Regions from separate parts of the Homo sapiens genome. Here region 2 is linked to region 1. The links are chromatin loops, found by intact Hi-C in ENCODE. Cell type or tissue: CD14-positive monocyte. All regions are shown on one strand.

Region 1 (2,500 bases):
GCTGCCTTCCTGTGGAGTCTAGTGTCTCATTTGTAAAAGGGCAAAATCATACCTGGGTCATGTGCTCATGTGAGAAAAATGCTGAAAAAGTGCCTTGCACAGAGCCAGGTACCTCATAGGCGCTCAGTAAATGGTGGTTCCCTTGCCCTTGTTTCCTCAGAGTTCTGGAACCAACTTTCCTACATCTTTTCTCTTGCAAATTACATTTTGAGCTTTTCTCCCTCGGAAACATTTTCTTAAGTGAAGAAAGGAAGCTCCAAGTATAGAGATGTCTTTGAAATGAGCTGAATTGATGGGTGGCATTTTTAAGTGGCGAACTGGAGTCCTGAAGTGGCTTGTCTGTGCTCTTTTCTAGCAAGACTCAGAGTCCTGTGGGAGAGAACGTCATATTCTCTCTTCAGCCTGGAGTTCCAGGATTTTCCACTTAGGTCTTTGGTGCTTTTCCTGCCATTCCGGGGGCTGTGAAGTGTGCGCGGAGGCTTCTGGCATCCCTGGCGTGGATCACAGCATGCTGGGATTGATCCTGTGGCCCCGGGGCTTCTCTGCTCTCCTTCCCAAGTCTGCGCTGCAAGGGCTGGAGGATGGGAAGCCCATCTGGAGGGTTGCTGGTGGGCCTGGGCAGTGTCTGACTGGCCCTGGAGTTCAAGTGGTGGCCCTTGTCCTCCCTGTGCTCACCTTCCTGTTGAGGCCTTCTTTTACCTGCCCGCTCACCTCTGGAGTTCTCTCTCCTGATGGTGAGGGGCAGACCTGGGGCCCTGTGGGACTGGCCTTCGCCTGGTGGCGTGAAGTGCTCCCTGGGCCCTGCTGGCAGAGTGGCAGCTTGGGTCACTTTTGCCTGGGAAATTTAGATTTCCTAAACAGAAGCATCCCCATGGTAGTTTTTGAGCAGAGAGCACCTGAGTAGAGGCATTGATTTCTGGCCTTGTGGAGTAGACAAATGTGCCAGGCACGGTGCCACTGGGGACGTGGGGGGAGAGACGTTTCTGCCCCCATGGAGGGGAAACTGTGAGCAGCCAACTAACTGTGACACCTCATGACCAGAAGAGGGCGCAGTGGGCCCAGCTTGGAATGGCAGTGAGGGTGGCTCAGACTGAGGGACTGTGGTAGGAATGCCCTGCTCCTGGGCGATTCAGAGACCTGGGTCCGGGTCTGTGGGGCTGCCCTGGGTGGGGCCAGGCGCCGCAGCTGTGCCCGCCTGTCCCGAGGAGACTGTGTGTGCTGCAGGTGATGACACTGGCATGGGCCCCTTGGGCTGCCAGGCAGCTTCTGGGGAGCCCCACCCACTGCACTGTGCACCCTGGGTTCCTTCCCAGGGCAGAGCACATTTGCTGTCATGAGGTTGGGCCAGGGTCAGCATGGCTGCTAGGGTTGGCATCTCCTGACCCTCTTTTTTTACTGTGGTGTCGTGAACATTAGGGCTTTTATAAGCCATAGATACAAATGGTGGGCCAGGGCCCTCTCTGTTTTAAGATATTTGTCAGTTTTCAGTGATGGGGTTATTTGGCAAATTGGTTTTGGGCAAATTGACTTTGAACAACTTTTCAGTGTGAAGAGTGTATGGCAGGGGCTGGAGGAGCCAGGATGGGAAGACAGATTGGGAACCGGCGGGGAGCCAGGCAGGAGCTGTGGCCAGAAGTCCCGGCTGAGGCCTCAGGCTTGCTGGGCCACCAGGTTTGTGCGTGGCCTGGCTGGGAGGCACATGGTGTTCTTTTCCCTCCTTGGTGTCAGAGGTGGGGCAGCATGGCAGATCTTGGGGACCTGGTGATCTGGGGAAGGCAGTGTGTGGGTGTGGGTGGTGGGTCTGGAGTGGGGATAGGGCCTCGGGCACAGGCAGGAGTCCTGGCTGGCTGCAGCCCAGTCCCTGGAGGAGAGGAAATGGTGGGTGCAGCATGGAATGAGCTCAAAGAGGCGGGTGCAGCAGTACACCCTTCCCAGGGTGCTTTCCCCCTGCCTTTTGGTTAAAATCTGCCAGTGTCTTCTGGGCCCCTGCTGGATCAGGAAGGAGGGAAGAGCTTGGGGGCTGGGTGACAAGACCTGCTTGGGTCCTTCCTCTACGGCCAGCCCCTTGGTTGCGTGGTCTCTGGCAAGTTACCTCACTTCTGAGCCTTCATTTGAGTATCTATAAAGTGGAGAGAATTAAACATGCCTCGCTGGGTTTTTGTGAAAAGTAAACGATATTAGTTGTGAATCACCAAGTGCAATGCCTGGCACATAGCAGGCACTTAGTGTGTGCTCGAGTTCCTGCTTTTCCCCAAGAATTTCCTCCTTTCCTTGACTTGTGCTCATGTCTTATTTTACGTAAGTAGCCATGGAAGCATATCAGCTTCACCTACTAGACTTTAAGCTTCCTGAGCCAGAACCCATTTTTATATTCCCCAGCATCTGGCACAAAATTGTGTACATGTTAAGTGATCGATAAAAATTAAAACAAATTTTTTGGATTTTATCGCAAGCCTTTGGGAAGGGATTGTCTTTTGAGTGGATAAATCATATTCGCCAC
Region 2 (2,500 bases), 160 kb after region 1:
CCTGAAGCTGAGGACTGATGTTAGCCATGACCGACAGGCAGACAGACGAACGGGGGCCTCCCGGCTTCTCAAATCACACCAGGGGGAGCCTGGATCCAGGACGCTGTACTGAACAAGCTCCCAGGGGTGTGGGTGCTGTGACTGCCTGGGGATCCTGGGTCACCTCTCCCCACCCCACTCTGATTGGGCCCAGGAGAGCCCAGAAGCTGCAGTCGCCTGGAGAAGCCGGAACCCAGGTCTGATTCAGGCCCCACTCAAGGCTCCACCCCCCGCCACCCCCACCCCACCCATTTTGTGCCCAGCGAGGGGTTGACTTGCTCTCCCAGGCCCGTGGGTTCTGTGGGTTCTACTGGGGGCATGACCCACTCCCCAGCCCCCCAGTCATGCTGCTGGAGCGCTCCTGAAGAAGACAGACTCAGATGCAACAAAGATTGAGGGCCAGGGCTGAGAGCGCCTGGTGCCATGTGGGGGTGTCCCGCTACTGTTTGATCTATTTTGTGAGTGTCTCAGGCATGGCCCAGGACCAGGGGAAAGGAACGCACAGGCCTGGCTGGGAGATTGCATGTGAGGGGAGGGTCGGGGGACGGGGTGCGCAGGGTGCGGCGACCATAGGCGGGCAGGGGTGGGCCTCTGGCCCATCTGCCCTTGGCATCAGACAGGCCTGGTTCTGGGTCCTGGCTCTGCTACCTGCCTGCCACGTGGCCTCAGCCACGCCCTCTTTCCTGAATGTTTTCTTTCTGAAATAGGCACTGCCGGTCATCGTGCCCAGCCACAGGCTCCTGCGAAGCTCCACAAAGGTCACTCTGCCGTGTCAGCGCTCAGTGGAAGCAAGGACCTGGAGCAGCCCCCCAAAGGAAACCGAGGGCAACCAGCAGCCGGGGTGGGCCAAAGGGACTCTGGTGAGGGCCAGGGGCTGCCCGGCTGCGTGAGGTGGGGTGCCTTTGGCGGCCCCTCCAATGTCATGACCCCACAGGAGCGAGGGGGACAGAGGAGGCTCAGGCTCAGCTGGCATCTTCCTCCTCAAAGATGGGAAATGGCTTTGGGGTAGCACTGGCACAAAAGGAGCCCGGTGGTCCCGGGGCGGGGTGGGCCTGGCTGCGGGGCCACGTTACCTCAGACACCTTGTGGACCCTGCCGTAGGTCTGGCTGCACTGCAGCAGCTGGGCCGCTAGATTGCAGTCCTTCCTATAGAGCTCCTAAAAGACAAGAGAAGGCGTTTGGCGCCATTCACCCCAGCCAAGGCCCCGCCGCCCTGACCAGCGCCAAGTGGCCAGCGGGGGCAGTGGTGTGCACAGGGCCTGCTGTGCGCTCAGCAGGACAAGGACCCACTGCTGGCTCCGGCCCTCTCTGGCCTCCACACTCTTGCCTGCAAAATGAGAGCCTCTTTCTGACCTGGGGCTGCCGGAGCATGGAGGGCCCTGCCGCTGCCCTAGCTGGTGCCCTTGAGCACTGCCAAGATGGGAACCTCCCACAAGGTGGGGGGCAGTGGTAGAAGAAGGAGCCCCAATGGCCCTGAGCTCCCCCAGGCTCGTAGAGCAGGCCTGGTCTCCCTGTCCCTGTCCCTCAGGCTCTCGGCGTCCTTCCAAAGATGACGGGGTGGGAGTGCCAGGCAGGAATGGGAGGCAGGATGAACCCCCAGCACCTTCCACCCCGCACTTCAGACTTGCTGCTCACAACCCTCTTCCCAGAGTGTGGTTTGGAAACAGTGTGGCTGCAGGGCTGGGCAGGGACTGGGCAGGTGTGTGACCTCAGGCCCAGGCGGGCGCTGGCTCAGCCTCCTGAGCTGAAAACAGATGCAAACAGTAGGACTCAAGGGGTGTGGCTTCGCCACTGAAAATCTCTGTTGCATGTGCCTGTGTTTGGGGCTTGCATTCCCGCCCCTCCGGGGTCCCCACTGCGAGGGCTCTGACAGCTAGCCCTGGGGTGGCCCGGAGGCCCAGTGACCCACCTGAGCTGCCCCATGGCTGCTCCTGGCAAGGGCTGGCCACAGTCCCAACCCAGCCAGCACCAGGCATCCTGCTGTCCAGGCAAGGCTGTCTCTGACACAGGCACCTTTCTGTCCCCCCACCACGGCCCTGGAGCCTCCCTCACTGAAGGCTGGTGCCCCCAACTTGGCCTACACGGTGGAGGGCGTCGGAGTCGCCAAACCCCTCTCAGTGCCTCCCTGGGCCTCCTAGGAACAGAACAGCACGGCTGCCTGAGAGCTGAGAACTGACCCCTTGTATGACCCCAGTCGACCGGCTGCCCCTGGCACCAGAGGGCTGCAGGCACTGCCCAGCCAGCCCAGGTCTGCCACTGAGCCCCACCAGCCACAGCCAGGAGTGGCTGCCACTGGGAAGCCGGTGCCATGCCCATAGCCCCTGGGGCACCTGGCTGAGTACCCAAGCCCCTGGGCTGTCCATGTCTGAGGTGGCCAGCTCTGGGACAGCTGGGAGCCTTTCCTGAGCAGCCGCAGCTGCTGGCTCGGGGAGGAAATGCTCACGGGACACTCTGGCAGAGC

What was found. Hi-C counts contacts between places; a loop is a spot of excess contacts. Peaks named below come from ENCODE experiments on the same cell type or tissue, not always from the same donor. Only the 100,000 strongest peaks of a DNase experiment are listed, where the experiment ranks them.
Region 2: it touches region 1 in a loop (2.8-fold over the local background); 11 of 110 quality-filtered maps call a loop at or near these places.

The regions. Positions count from the first base shown.
Region 1 is chr14:100,382,823-100,385,322 of GRCh38, forward strand. All of the region lies in intron 2 of WDR25 (WD repeat domain 25), which reads left to right. Among named protein-coding and RNA genes, the nearest start is that of WDR25, 7.6 kb to the left of the region's middle. RefSeq lists an enhancer at 169-678. In CD14-positive monocyte, CTCF peaks have their summits at 1,036 (motif pointing right), 1,238 and 2,478 (motif pointing right); a DNase peak (open chromatin) is centred at 1,049.
Region 2 is chr14:100,539,384-100,541,883 of GRCh38, forward strand. It overlaps BEGAIN (brain enriched guanylate kinase associated), which reads right to left. Exons shown (of 7, transcript NM_001385089.1): 6 at 1,113-1,196. LOC124903382 (a long non-coding RNA gene) reads left to right here. Exons shown (of 2, transcript XR_007064334.1): 2 at 747-2,500. Among named protein-coding and RNA genes, the nearest start is that of BEGAIN, 47 kb to the right of the region's middle. In CD14-positive monocyte, a CTCF peak has its summit at 1,228; no DNase peak of the experiment used is centred here.